2 separate regions of the Homo sapiens genome follow, and region 1 is linked to region 2. A link is an interaction called in ENCODE POLR2A ChIA-PET data of the cell type or tissue named here. Cell type or tissue: Panc1. All regions are shown on one strand. Each heading gives the region's core, and the rest is flanking DNA. Links, peaks and the distances in the headings are about the cores only. Region 1 overlaps RRM1 (ribonucleotide reductase catalytic subunit M1). Region 2 holds the start of RHOG (ras homolog family member G).

Region 1 (7,653 bases), core at 1,641-6,640, 270 kb before region 2:
ATCACTGTGTTGCCCAGGCTACAGTGCAGTGGCATAATCATGGCTCACGGCAGCCTTGAACTTCTGACCTCAAGTGATCTTCCCACCTCAGCCTTCCAAAGTGTTGGAATTACAGATGTGAGCCACCATGCCTGGCCCTAAATATCTTTTGATCTATCTGCTTCTGTCAATTTCTACTTTCACCTCCCTAATCTAGACTACCACAATTTCTTATATAAACTGCTATAAGAGTCCCCTAACTAGTTCTTGGCACTTACCTTCTTTTTAAAACAACCTTATTGAAATATAATTCACACCAAGCGTGGTGGCTCATGCCTACAATCCCAGCACTTTGGGAGGCCAAGGCGGGTGGATCACCTGAGGTCAGGAGTTTAAGACCAGCCTGACCAACATGGTGAAACCCCATCTCTACTAAAAATACAAAAATTGGCTGGGTGTGGTGGCGGGCACCTGTAATCCCAGCTACTCAGGAGGCTGAGGCAAGAGAATTGCTTGTACCAAGGAGGCACAGGTTGCAGTGAGCCAAGATCGCAACACTGCGCTCCAGCCTGGGTGACAGAGTGAGACTTTGTCTCAACAACAAAAAAAAAAAGGAATATAATTCACAAATAATATAATTCCCCATTTAAAGTGTACTACTCAATGGCTTTTAATATACTCATAGACTTGTGTAACCATCACCACAATCCAATCAATTTTAGAACATTTTTGTTATAAGCATTTGCCTTTTCTCCAATTCATTTACCACATTACAGTCAGAGATCTTTCCAGAATCTAAATCTCATTTAATCAGAGCAGGCAGCTACTAAAAGGTCATTAAATTATTTTTTATGTGATGAACTAACTGCCCAGTTTCTTCAGGTCAAGGCGTATTTCCCTACTCAAAACACCTACCTAGAAAGTTGTGGGCGGTTGGTACCAGCATTGAAGAGAGTGGGCGAAGCATGAGTAAACCACCTCTCAGAAAGAAGATTATATGTTTCAATTGCTGCATCAATGTCTTCTTTGTGGATCCCAACAGATACTCTCATCAACATATGTTGTGGTCTTTCAGCCACTATAGACAAAAGAGGAGTTTTCACATGATGAGACGTCAGAAAAAGTAGGTTGAGATACGTATTTGAATTTCAGAAAAGGACACCAAAAGGAAACTAGAAAAACTTTATACTAATAAACAGGACAATTATCCACAAACTAAACCTAAAGTCCAAAATGTTATCTAGAGTCTAAGCAAGAATATTAAGACTTATAGCTCAAAGCTATACATTCAATATAATGAGTAGAAAATGTAACAGACAAACATGTTCATTTCTCACCTTTTCCATTGATCTTCAACAAATAAGACCGCTCTAGCGTCTAGAAAGAGAGAAACAACAAAAAATTTTCAGAGCACCGTTTTTAAAGACGCAGTGGATATATCATCCACAATAAGGCAATCTCTTTAAATCTTCGCCGTTTCTATAAAATTTCAAATGAAAAGAATAGCACATTTACTCTTCCTAGCTTCATCTGGAACATTATCATTGGCACTTTTTTTTTTTTTTTTGAGACAGAGTCTCGCTCTGTCGCCCAGGCTGGGGTGCAGTGGCGCAATCTCAGCTCACTGCAAGCTCTGCCTCCCGGGTTCATGCCATTCTCCTGCCTCAGGCTACCGAGTAGCTGGGACTACAGGCGCCCACCACCAGGCCCAGCTAATTTTTTTTTTCTATTTTTAGTAGAGACAGGGTTTCGTCATGTTAGCCAGAATTATCATTGGCACTTTTTTTAAAAAAAACTTTTTAAAACGTTTTGTAGAGACATGGTCTCCCTGTGTTGCCCAGGCTGGTGTCAAACTCCTAAGCTCAAGGAATCCTCCCATCTCAGCCTCCTCACTGGCACTTTTGTTTCGGCAGAGACTGCATGAAAATTTCTGGAAAAAGCCAGCTCTACACACATTAACAGAAGTTGTAGTATTCATCATCATCATCAACTTCACAACAGCTAACACTTAAAAAGCGCCTGTAACAGACTAGGCACGGATCTAAGCAACATATACACTCGTTACACTCATTTAATCCCCTGAAGACTCCTCATGGGGATTAAATGAGCAACATATACATCAGGGATTCCTCAGCGGATTAAATGAGTGTATATGTTGTTTAGAGCAGTGCCTGGTCTGTTACAGGCACTTTTTTTTTTTTTTTTTTTTGAGACAGAGTCTCACTCTGTCACCCAGGCTGGAGTGCAGTGCCACGATCTTGGCTCACTGCAACCTCCGTCTCCTGAGTATAAGCAGTTCTCCTGCCTCAGCCCCCCAAGTAGCTGGAATTACAGGCATGCACCACCATGCCCAGCTAATTTTTGTATTTTTTAGTAGAGAAGGCATTTCGCCACGTGGCCCAGGCTGGTCTCGAACTCCTGACCTCGAGTGATCAGCCCGCCTCGGCTTCCTAAAGTGCTGGGATTACAGGCGTAAGCCACCATGCCCAGCCTGTTATAGGCACTTTAAATTGAAATTTAAACTAAATTGGCCGCAGTGGCTCATGCCTGTAATCCCAGGACTTTGGGAGGCCAAGGTGGGTGGATCACCTGAGGTCAGGAGTTCAAGACCAGACTGGCCAACATGGTGAAACTCCGTCTCTACTAAAAATACAAACATTAGCTGGGCATGGTGGTGTGTGCCTGTAGTCCCAGTCACTCAGGAGGCTGAGGCAGGAGAACTGCTTATACTCAGGAGACAGAGGTTGAAGTGAGCCAAGATCGCGCCACTGCACTCCAGCCTAGTCAACACAGTGAGACACAGACTCAAAAAAAAAATTTTTTTTTAATTAAATTTGTTGTTGAAATTTTATATTCTCCCCATTCTAAAATGGAGGAAACAAGCACAGAGAGATTAAATAACTTGCTAATAAGAAATAGAGCAGAGACTGGAATTCAGGTGGACACTGACATTCATGTTCTCAGTCACTACACTATACTATACTGCCTATCAACGCAAAAATACTTAGAATGTTATGAAATACTTATGGTAATTTATCTGCATAACTCCTCAGGTAATCCAGAAGTAATATGTGGAAAATTCAAAAACTGCAAATAGATAAGCTACCTTTGCCTTAATTCAAACCACCACTGCTACCTTAACCCCACTAATTCCCCAGGTCCATCTCAACTCCAAACAACTTATGGCCTTGATAACTGTCACCAAAACATAAACAAAATCCTTTATTTCATGATTTAAGTATAAATTCCCACATACTTGAAACCCATTATTTACCTTAAAGCCGAAGTAATTGTAAGAGAAATCTCGGTCATAGATAATAGCAGAATTCAGGCGCTGATAGGGGTGAAAAAGAACCCATAATTAAATTAAAATAATTACTTATTTTCACAAAATCTCTTATCTCTCGGCCCTGACTCCAGAACTAAAATCAACACAGGATACAATGAGATAACACTAAGCATTATTACTGTAGAATAGAAGTCCATCTAACATTCTAAAAAAAAGAAACAATACATATAAATTAAGTATCCTAATTAGGTTTAAAAACATGTATATGAAAACACTAGAAGATAATACATAAATATATGTTGTGAGATTAAATGTGATTTTCCAAACTTTTACTATTATGTTTATAGTATGTTTTGAAAGAGGGAAAAAACATGAGCATAAATGGGACTATATTATCATCCTTAAACATGTTTTTAGATTGGCTATTAATCCAAAAGTATTGGTACCACATATTTACTAATATATATATATATTTATTTTAAAAGCTAGCCTACTTCAAACTGTATATAACAGTATATATAATAAACAATGACAGGAAGCAGGCTTATGTTAATTCTGAGGCTCTTCAAAATCTATAGTCCTTTAACAAGTTTCCAACAAAGAACTATTGTAACAGTAAGATTTTAGAGCATAACTGGTCCTTGTTACAGAGTTTTTGTAGGCTACAAAGTCATTCAGAGGAAAATAAAAGCAATAACGTACAAATAATCATTTTGGAGAGAAAAAAAAGGAGCCAGGTTTTCAAAATACTGACAGTGTTTCTACATAATGATCCATATCTAAGGACTAGAAAAACCTATACGAAAGCTTGCTTTCCTTTTCTCTTAAAATTTTAAGGTCATCTTTGTTGCCAAAGGCAGGTATGGGCCCAGTGTGAATATTAGAGAACTGAAATACTTGACTATCAATAGGTATATTTTTAGACACAGGTTTTGCTGTTGCTGCTGCTGTATTTTTGTCTTCAACTTGTCTTCGAGATTACACAAATTAACAACACACAAACAACTCAGTTTTCTCCTAGTCTCTTTAACATCAGATACATGTTTAGAGAGATAGTCAATTAATCATTCTTTTTTTTTTTTTTTTTTTTTGAGACTGAGTCTCACTCTGTTGCCCAGGCTGGAGTGCAGTGGCCCAATCTCGGCTCACTGCAAGCTCCGCCTCCCGGGTTCACGCCATTCTCTAGCCTCAGCCTCCTGAGTAGCTGGGACTACAGGCACCAGCTCCCACACCTGGCTAATTTTTTGTATTTTTAGTAGAGACGGGGTTTCACCGTGTTAGCCAGGATGGTCTGGATCTCCTGACCCCGTGATCCACCCGCCTCAGCCTCTCAAAGTGCTGGGATTACAGGCGTGAGCTACCGCGCCCGGCCTAATCATTATATTACCTAAAGTTAAAACTGGTCTCTAATCTGTCCAGATATACACGGTAAATAAATCCTGTGTGTAAAAGGGCTGGCTAGGCTACATCTTTTCCCTTCTGTCCTCTGGCATCTAGTTAAGAAACAGGTTCAAACACAAGTGGATAATTTTTAAGTTGCTGAGCATGAGCTTGTAAAATTTTACCTGAGCAACCTTTTTGGGAGTCAGTTTGGCAATGCCTATCAAAATTTTGAATTCATATACACATTGGCTCAGCAATTCTACTGAAGGGATTTATCTTACAGATATATTCATCTATGAGCAAAACACCTACCATACAAGAATATTCACTGCAGTGAAAAGATGAAAAACAAATATTGATCACTAAAGGAATTCTTACACATACATACAATGACAATATATCTACAAAATGGAACGTTATACAACTGTTATAAAAAAGGGTAAATTCATAAAGGCTGATATAGAACAAACAAGATATACTTACAAGTGAAGAAAGTATCAATGAAAACTGTATGCACAGTACAGTACCACTGAGAAGAAAAATATGTATGTACACACATACACATGTATGCACACACGTATGTACAAAATAGCTCTGGAAAAATACATTTTAAAATGATAAAGTTGTTTCTAGAGAGGAAAATCAGGAATCAGGGTAGGAAACAGAATTAGTATTTACCTGTATCTTTTGCAGTGTTTAAATTTTCTAAAATGTGTGCATTATTAAAAAAGACTCTCAAAAAATTTCCACCAGATAAGTGTTATACATACATCTTTATTGGCCAGAACAATATCCAATGTTGACTTGGCCACCATGGGAGAGTGTTTGCCATTATGTGGATTTATGTAGTTATAGAGGTCTTCCATCACATCTAAAAAATACAACAAAAAATGAAAATATATCAAGACCACTTAACAGCTAATTCAATCTTTAGGTAATAGTTGAAAACAGTGGTTCTCAACCCTTTTTGTCATCTCAACCCACCTCAATGCCTAGCATATAAAGTGCTCAATAAACACATATATGTTGAAGAAATATGTAATGCCTCATTTAAGGAAACAATCTTCTAGAGTTAAAGTGATTATAAGTTCTTGTAGTTTAAAATAGATTCCTGGGCCGGGCGCGGTGGCTCACGCCTGTAATCCCAGGACTTTGGGAGGCCGAGGCGGGTGGATCACGAGGTCAGGAGATTGAGACCATCCTGGCTAACACGGTGAAACCCGTCTCTACTAAAAATACAAAAAATTAGCCGGGCGTGGTGATGGGAGCCTGTAGTCCCAACTACTCGGGAGGCTGAGGCAGGAGAATCACTTGAACCCGGGAGGCGGAGGTTGCAGTGAGCCGAAATCACACCATTGCACTCCAGCCTAGGCGATAAGAGCAAAACTTTATCTCAAAAAAAATAAAAAAATTTTAAAAAGAGAAAATGAAAAAAAGAACAAAGATCCATCAACCTTTTTATGCAGCAGATAGGCAGCATGGAGAAATACGAAATTGTAGTCTGCTCTTTCCCACTAATTTACATATTTGCTATTTATTTATTTATTTATTTATTTATGAGACGGAGTCTCACTCTGTTGCCCAGGCAGGAGTGCAGTGGCACAGTCTCAGCTCACTGCAACCTCCGCCTCCCGGGTTCAAGCAATTCTCCTGCCTCAGCCTCCCCAGTAGCTGGGATTACAGGCCCCCACCACCACGCCCAGCTAATTTTTTGTATTTTTAGTAGAGAAAGGGTTTCGCCATGTTGGCCAGGCTGGTCTCAAACTCCTGACCTCAGCGATCCACCTGCCTCAGCCTCCCAAAGCACTGGGATTACAGGCGTGAGCCACTGCACCTAGTCTATTTTATAATTTTAGATTTTTCTTAAAACGTAGAGATGGGGTTTCGCCACATTGCCCAGGCTGGTCTCAAACTCCTGGACTCAAGCGATTTGCCTGCCTTGGCCTCCCAAATTGCTGGGATTCGAGGTGTAAGCCACCCCATCTAGCCATATTTGCTTCTTTAAACAGTCAAGATTTATTTCTAGTACCCTTATTACTTTTCTGAGAGTACTAAATTTTTACTTTTTCACCCCAGACTTACCACTGAACACTTTCTTTGTTTCTTTGTGCAAGTTAGAGACAGCGATCCTGGCTGCCAGGATAGCATAGTCAGGGTGCTTAGTAGTCAAGGTTGCAGCTGTTTCAGCAGCCAAAGTATCTAGTTCCACTGTGGTGACCCCACTGTACAAGCCTTGGATTACTTTCATGGTGATCTGAGCCTACAAAAATAAAACCAAGAATTACTTGAGCTTTCCCAAGAAACAATAGCTTCCTTAAAAGAGTAATTAAGAAAACCATCATGGCCAGGTGTGGTAGTACATGCCTATAGTCCCAGCTACTCAGTGGCTGAGGTGAGGAGATCACTTAAGCTTAGCAGTTCACGACACTATTAAAAAAAAAAGCCAGGCGTTGTGGCTCACACCCATAATCACAGCACTTTGGGAAGCCAATGTGGGAGAATGGCTTGAGTCCAGGAGTTCGAGACCAGCCTGGGCAAGCTAGGAAGACCACCCTGCCCCGCCCCCAATCTCCACAGATAATAAAAAAAATTAGCTGGGTGTGGTGGTACACACCTGTGATCCCAGCTACTCGGGAAGCTGAGGCTGCAATGAGCTGTGATTATGCCACTGCACTCCAGCCTGGGTGGCAGAGTGAGACCCTGTCTCAAAAAAAAAAAAAAAAAAAAGGAAAGAAAAAAGAAAACAATCAAATTCACATCACAATAAAAACGACAGGTTGGGCACAGTGGCTCACACCTGTAATCCCAACACTTTGGGACGCCAAGGTAGGAGGCTCGCTTGAGCCCAGGAGTTTGGGACAAACCTGAGCAATATAATGAGACCCCATCCCTACTAAAAATAAAAAAATTAGCCAGTCATGGTGGTAAGTGACTGTGGTTGCAGCTACAGGGTAAGCTGAGGTGGGAGGATTGCTTGTGCTGAGGAAGTCAAGACTGCACTG
Region 2 (7,653 bases), core at 2,025-7,024:
GATCACCTGAGGTCGGGAGTTCGAGACCAGCCTGGCCAACATGGTGAAACCCTGTCTCTACTAAAAATAGAAAAAGTTAGCTGGGCGTGGTGGTGCATGCCTGTAATTCCAGCTAATCAGGAGGCTGAGGCAGGAGAATTGCTTGAATCTAGGAGGCAGAGGTTGCAGTGAGCAGAGATCGTGCCACAGCACTCCAGCCTGGGTGACTCTGTCTCAAAAAAAAAAAAGAAATAATGAAGAGGAAACTGTGTTCTACTCCTGAGGCTGGCTGAGAGAGGGAAGACCAAAGGATCAAGAGGAGCCCCAAGAAGGCTGAGTCCCCTGGAGCCACAGCAGAGGCAAAAGAGAATTCAGATTTAAGGGTAACCTAAAGGGGCTGGGACTGGGGCTAAGCCAAGACCCCTGTGGATCACTGGTGAGCTCCTGGAGCTGGAGTTCAGTGAGGAATAGGCTGGGAAGACCCCTTTGGAATCCTCAGGGCACTGGTGAGATCAGTTCAGGGCCTTTCTCCTCTCACTCTCTGTCCCCTCCTCTCTCAGGGAAACTAGTCAGCTTTAGCATTTTGACATTGAGAGAGAGGGAAGAATTAACCAAGGGCGGGGGGATACCTGAAAACATCAAGGGAGTGTGGAGAAATTAACTAATGTTTATTTGCTGTACCCTAGGGCAATTTACGAGGGCTCCACATGCATTATGTCGTTTAATACTCACAATCTCATGCAGCACTTGCCAGTCCCATTTTATTGTTTTTTATTTGTTAGTTTTTAGAGACAGGATCTCACTCTGTCACCCAGACTGTAGTGCAGTGGCATGATCATAGCTCTCTGCAACCTCAAACACCTAGACTCAAGTGATCCTCCCACCTCAGCCTAGCAAGTAACTGGGACTACAGGCATGTGCCACTATGCCCAGCTAATTTTTGTGTGTGTATGCAGATGGGGTCTTGCTATGATTGCCTAGGCTGGTTACAAATTCCTGGGCTCAAGTGATTGTCCCACCTTGGCCTCTCAAAGTGCTAGGAATAGAGGCATGAGCCACCACGCCCAGCCATTCCCATTTTAAAATGAAACTAAGACTGAGAAGTTGGCTCTGTTATATGCTCTTACAGTATTCTGTACTTTTTTTTCTGGAGAAATGTTCTTGCTATGTTGCCCAGGCTGGTCTGAAACTCTTGGGCTCAAGCAATCTTCCTGCCTTATCCCCCTGAGGAACTAGAACTGGAGACAAACACCACCATGCCCAGCAGCACTCTACTTTTGTATGATTACCTGTTTAAGGTCTATCTCCCTTACCAGTTATATCAGGGCAGTTTTCTCTACTTCATGATTGGCATGTAACACTATGTCTGGCACCAAGAAGATTTTCAATAAATATACATTGAATATTTATGAATATGGGAGATCTCATATGACTAATCAAAGGCCATACTGTGTTACAACCATCCTAATCTGTCTCCAAAACCTGTCTGTGATCTCTATTCTACCCCACCAAGTGCTTTCATATTATCTCACTTCTAAATGTCCAGGTTCAATGTCCTTGTCTCTCAGCTGCTTGTAAGCATACATGCACACCACCTACCAAGAACTCACCTATTCAGGGAAAGCTAGTGAGAGAGTAGAAAAAAGAAACAGCCCATTTGGGATTGTGCCCTCTTCCTACCCTCTTCAAGTCAGCATTTCTCCTCCTTCAAGAAGCCTTTACGGACAGCTCCACCTGTCCACCTGCTTCCCTTTCCTCTGGCCCTTCCCATACCTGTGCCACAAAAGTGTTTCCAAGTTACCTGGAGTCTGATTGTTCTACACATATTAGTACTTTATTAAAGCAATTTAACATTATGGATGTTTAGTGAAGGCAAATGTGTGCTCAGGCCTGCCTCTGTCAGGCCCAGTGGGTGGACACAGAAATGAATCAGACGCAACCTCAAAGGACTTATAGTCAGTGGGGGAGACAGATATTAGGCACAGATGCAATTTACTAGAGCACAAAGCATGATGACCTAAATGGTATTAAAGAACTATGAGCAACATGCTATATGCATAAACCTTAATTATTATTCTGAAGAGTGTATCATAGAAGATGAGAGCTCAAAGGTATCATCTAGTTCAACCTCTGTTTTCCAGTGGAAGAGTTTGAGACAGAGAAGGGTGGGGCCTAGCCTAAAATCTCAATCTGTCTGTCTGAGCCAAGACAGACTTCAAGTTTGTTTGTGGTTTTTTTTTTTTTGTTTTTTGTTTTTTGAGATGGAGTCTCGCTCCGTCGCCAAGCTGAAGTGCAGTGGCGCGATTTCGGCTCACTGCAACCTCCGCCTCCTAGGTTCAAGTGATTCTCCTGCCTCAGCCTCCCGAGTAGCTGGGGTTACAGCCATGCACCATCACACCCAGCTAATTTTTGTATTTTTAGTAGAGACGGGGTTTCACCATGTTGGCCAGGATAGTCTCGATCTTCTGACCCCATGATCCGCCTGCCTCAGCCTCCCAAAGTGCTAAGATTACAGGCGTGAGCCATTGTGCCAGGCCAGACTTGAAGGTTTTCTAAAGCCCAGCCTTGGACTTTTTCCTCCTCTTCTGATAGCTTCATATGCAAAGTCCTATACTTCATCAGACCATGAGATCTTTGAGGCTGGATCAGGTTCTCCCTCCTAAACCAGGGCTAGGCAAGCCCAAGACACTTACAGGCTCAGGAAATGCAATCTGATCCCAGGCTGCCAATCCAGTCTTTCAATCTGCAGCACCTAATGTGCTCCCTACTCTTATCACTATGTCCTTAAATTGATTTTCAAATATTTTTTGCAGGAAACTTAAAAACAAAATTAAACTCTCTATGCAGAATACTAGTAAATAAATCAGATAAAAAGCAAACCTTCTCTGGTTGAAGGGGAGAGAGTCCATAGCTCCACTGTTTTTCCTGTTCTTAAGTCCTGGGAAGGGAATTCTAGGAACACATATCAGAAACATTTCTTCTGGAGCTGGATGTGGTGGTGTGTGCCTGTAGTCCTAGCTACTTGAAAGGCTGAGGTGGGAGGATGACTCGAGCCCAGGAGTTCCAGGACAGCCTAGGCAACATAGTGAGAGTCCCATCTAAAAAAAAACAACAAACAAACCAGAAAAAACTTTTGTGCTGGGACATAATCTTTAATGGCGTCATAGAAGCTGCTTTAGCGTATGGTGTTCCTCTGAACCCTGTCATTTCTGGGGCTCACAATCCTTTCTTTATTCATGAAATACCAAGCACCCCAATGTCAAGTGGTCCCAATGGTGTATGGATGGGAATGAGAATTTCCCCTTGTGCCTCCTGCTCTCATGTCCTCCACAAAGAGGAGTTTGTCTGAAGGGCTACAGGGACCAGACCGAAGAGGAGACAAGAGACCCAAACACTGCCTGGCAGGTCAGGGGAGGCTTCTAGAGAAGGATCTTTGAGAAAGACTTCATCCACACAGTCATTCACCAGCCTGAATCTGATAAAGCCTCTGTTTTTGAGGATGATACAGTAGCCACCAGCTACACATGCTATTGACCACTTGAAATGTTTCCAGCCAAATTGAGACAAATTGTAAGTATAAAATACACACCGCATTTCAAAGACTTGGTACAAGAAAAGAATGCAAAATATCCAGTTAATTTTTATAACCAGTAATTTTTATGTTGATTACCATGCTAAAAGATAATATTTTGAGGCCGGGCGCAGTGGCTCATGCCTGTAATCCCAGCACTTTGGGAGGTTGAGGCGGGCAGATCACGAGGTGAGGAGTTCAAGACCAGCCTGGCCAACATGGTGAAATCCTATCTCCATTAAAAATACAAATATAAGCCAGGCATGGTGGCACGTGCCTGTAATCCCAGCTACTTGGGAGACTGAGGCAGGAGAATCATTTGAACCCAGGAGGCGGAGGTTGCAGTGAGCAGAGACCGCGCCACTGCAGTCCAGCCTGGTGACAGAGCGAGACTCCATCTCCAAAAAAAAAAAAAAAAAAAAAAAAAAGATAATACTTTGGCTATGGCTAAGTCAAATATAGTTAAAATTCATTTCGTTTCTTTTTACTTTTTTTGAAATGTCATTAATAGACAGTTTTAAATTACTTACGTGGTTCCTATTTATTTTTTTAAAAATATAAGTAGGCTGGGTGTGGTGGCTGACGCCTGTAATCTCAGCACTTTGGGAGGCCAAGGCAGGTGGATCAACTGAGATCAGTAGTTCGAGACCAGCGTGGCCAACAGGGTGAAACCCCGTCCCTACTAGAAATACGAAAATTAGCCGGGTGTGGTGACATGCACCTGTAACCCCAGCTACTCGAGAGACTGAGGCAGGATAACTGCATGAACCTGGGAGGCAGAGATTGCAGTGAGCCGAGATCGTGCCACTGCACCCCAGCCTGGGTGACATCGTGAGACTGTCAAAAAATATGTGTGTGTTTGTGTTTATAGAGACAAGGTTTCACCATCTCTGTAATTACAGGCAGACGCCACCGCGCCAGACTCTTAGGGTATGATATTTTTAAAAGATATTTGTTTAGTGTTTGAGATACGCATTGACAACAGGTCTTTTACACCCATTCTCATGTTATCTTCAAAACTACGGGGTGAAATATAATTATTCTATTTTACCAAAGACAGATTTGAGGCTCAGAAAGGTTAAGCTATTTATTCCTGGAATCAATCCGTTTATTTGAAAAGCTTCTGGAAGACAGGGATCCTGTCTTAAACGCTGTGTTTCTTCACAGCACCTAGCACTTAGCTCTCTCCACGTGGTAGGCGCTCAGAAACTTTGTGCTGAACGAAGGATATGGATTCTCAAGTCAAAGCTCCGAGCGCAAAGCCAGGGAGCGAAGCACCAGAGGGCGCCCATGAGCCCGCCCACCCGCGGGTCGCCGGGGCCCAAGCTGGACCTCAGGCCTGGGTGCGGCTCTTCAGCCCCAAGCAGCTGCGCGCCCCAGCAGAACAGGGGGCGAGGGGGCGAGGGAAGCCCCAAGTCCTCCGTCCGCCCCGCCCCCTCCCCAGAGCCAGGCCTCGCAGGGCTGCACGGTGCTGAATGACGACTCGACATCCTGTTTTTGGGGCCCGCGGCTCCGCCTGCGCCTCTGCTGATCTTGTCTTTCCCTTGGGTGCTGACGCCAGCTCCTCTTCCCCCCGAGTCTCCCCACCCTCCCCAGGGGTCTGGGGCCTTCCCACTGCTGAATCACCACCACCTCGCACTCCCCCGGGGCTCAGGGCAGGGGCGGGGACTGCCCCAGCCTCGGCCACCACTCTATCCCTGGGGTTGACTGAAGGGACCAGGCCCAGGGGCGCCTTTCTCAGCATCTTCCCGCGGAGGCTGGTGGGGGCGGGATGGGGGGAAGAGGACGAACGCCTAGCGCCCAGGGTAGGGCCTCCAGGGGTAGGGTGGCCAGGAGGAGGCGGAGAGACTTGACCTTGGGAGGCCTGACTTACTGACCGCAGGGGCAGCGGACTGGGAGGGGAACGTGGCAAGCCCGGGACTGGGCCGGGGGCGAGGCTGGGGGCGGGCCGGGGCTGGAGAGGGGGAGATCGGCCCTCGGACTTCCTGGTCGGGCCCCGCCCCGGCCCGCCCCGCCTCGCCGGCCCGCCCCCCCCACTTCCTCCGGCCTCCCGCTCTCACTTCCTTCTCGAGCCCGGAGCCGCTGCCGCCGCCCCCAGCTCCCCCGCCTCGGGGAGGGCACCAGGTGAGGCCCGGCCGGGGCTGGCGGGTAGGGGTCCGGGGGAGGAGAGCCCGGCCGGCCCAGGACTCGGCGCGGGCGCCGGCTCATGAGTTTGCTGGCGGAGGCCGCGGGCGGGAGCTTCTCGGTTCAGTCCAAGTAGGGCGGGCGCGGCCGGCCGGGCGGGGCGGGAACGGGGCCACTGCGAGCCGGCGGAGGCTCGGCGAGGGTGGCTTCCCGGCGGCTGTACCGCCTCTAGGGAGCCGAGAGGGACCCCTGAGGTCGGAGGGTCCCGGGCTCCAAGATAAGTGTCTCTGAAGTGGAAGAGCTCAGAGCTGGGAGATCGGACGCAGGTGGGGTGTCCTCAGAAGTTGGTGGGGGGGGTGTTGAGAAGTGCGTGAGGGGAGAGGGCTTCTGGGCTGGAAAAGGCGCTCCCTCTGCTCTGGCAGTTGTGACACTTGGGGTGAGAGGGGCGGTGTCTGGGGCCTCCGAAAGCTCTCTCCCTGTCAGATGGATGCTAATACAGACCCACACTCGGTCTGCAGCCCCAAGGCCCTCTGCACTCAGGAGGACCCGGGTTGGGTGGGGGAGCCCCGCCGACCCCAGTCGTTGTCTGTATGTCTGTTTTCCTGAGTCCCGACCTTACCTGGAGCCAAGCAGTAGGTATTTAGTGAGCAGACGCTGTTCCTAGCTGACCAGAGCCTGGCCTTGCTCTTTTGGGAGTAACTTGGTCTTGCCCTGTAACTGGAAGTGGAAGGACTCTCATTCAGAGGTACTGATAGTCCCTGACAAGTTTTTGTTGTGTCTTTTGGGGACAATTGAGAACCATCTCCTAGTGTTCCTCTTCATTCTTAGTCCCTGAATTATACACATGCTCCTGTCGTCTCCCTCCACACCTTCTTTAGTTTCTACCCACAAATCCGCCATCACTCTCTTCTCATCCCTTCCAGTCTCTTTTCCTCCAAACATACGGTCATACCTAGGCCTTGACCTGTCTTCACCTACCCTGCCCCATGTTCGTCTTGGTCCTCTGCAACCTGCCCCATCCCTTCCCTTCCCAGCTCTGGCACCCACACACATGCACCTCCTGGTTTCTTCCATCACCCCTCATTCCTTTTGAACCCTCAGCCTGTCACCCTCTCTGTATCCTTCCCTCCCACCCACTTATCTCCAGCTTTGGAATCAGTTGTTGAAGACTTAGTGAGTTCTAGAGTCTTTTCAAACCTCCCTAGCTTGGAGAGGCAGTCTGCAGCCTCCCAGTGATAGAGACGGATTAAAGAGCTGGAAAGCCTGTGTGTGTGTGTGTGTGTGTGTGTGTTTGCGTGTGTGTTCGCACGCGCGTGTCTGTGTATCTACATCTTCATCTCTTAGAGATGGATTAAAGAGATGGAAAGCCTGTGTGTGTGTGTGTGTGTGTGTGTGTGTGTGTGTGTGTTCGCGCGCGCGTGTCTGTGTGACTACATCTTTATCTCTTACAGACAAAATAACTGCCCTCAGCCTTGAGAGGGCCCAGAGCAAGGGAAGCCAGCAGAATGAAGGGAACCTGCAGTGAGTGAGGTTGTGGTTAGGCAGGAGGAAGCCGTTTGTAGCAGTCAGGGTAGGGTGACACAGGAATAAGACTTGTAAGAGAGGCCGTGGGAAATCAAAATCACCCCAACCCGTGGTGCTTGACCAAGAGGCCAGGCCTAGAAGCCGGAAGACAGCCTGAAGGTCCCTGACTCCATTACCTACTAGTTCCAGCATCACCTGGTGGAAAGAATGGGACCAGCTTGGGTGTGATGGAAATAAAGGGAGGAGGCAAATGCAGGATTCTGGAGGAAAGACTGCAGCTGGTCTAACTTCGGACTTAAGAAGCGGCGGAGGCAAAAGTGTCTGCTCCTTTCCTGCTACCTTCTGGGGCCTGCCTAGGCTGGGTACCCGCATGCCCTGATCTGCATCAGGGCCTTAGTGACCAGGAAGCCCTCTGGAGTTCTACTGACCCCTCTGCCTTCAGGCATCCTTAATAC

Evidence for each region. Peaks named below come from ENCODE experiments on the same cell type or tissue, not always from the same donor. Only the 100,000 strongest peaks of a DNase experiment are listed, where the experiment ranks them.
Region 1: POLR2A ChIA-PET joins it to region 2 with 19 read pairs; 14 of 35 experiments call an interaction of 5 or more read pairs at or near these places.

What each region holds. Positions count from the first base shown.
Region 1 is chr11:4,105,304-4,112,956 of GRCh38, reverse strand. It overlaps RRM1 (ribonucleotide reductase catalytic subunit M1), which reads right to left. Exons shown (of 19, transcript NM_001033.5): 3 at 6,734-6,911; 4 at 5,422-5,522; 5 at 3,254-3,313; 6 at 1,317-1,356; 7 at 895-1,057. Among named protein-coding and RNA genes, the nearest start is that of RRM1, 14 kb to the right of the region's middle. In Panc1, for the core only: no CTCF peak of the experiment used is centred there; no DNase peak of the experiment used is centred there.
Region 2 is chr11:3,838,915-3,846,567 of GRCh38, reverse strand. RHOG (ras homolog family member G) reads left to right here and starts at 5,609. Exons shown (of 2, transcript NM_001665.4): 1 at 5,609-5,674. RefSeq lists silencers at 4,669-4,718, 4,759-5,028, 5,379-5,428, 5,479-5,868 and an enhancer at 7,269-7,468. In Panc1, for the core only: a CTCF peak has its summit at 4,839 (motif pointing right); DNase peaks (open chromatin) are centred at 4,777, 5,097 and 5,299; H3K4me3 peaks cover 2,492 bases; H3K27ac peaks cover 2,215 bases.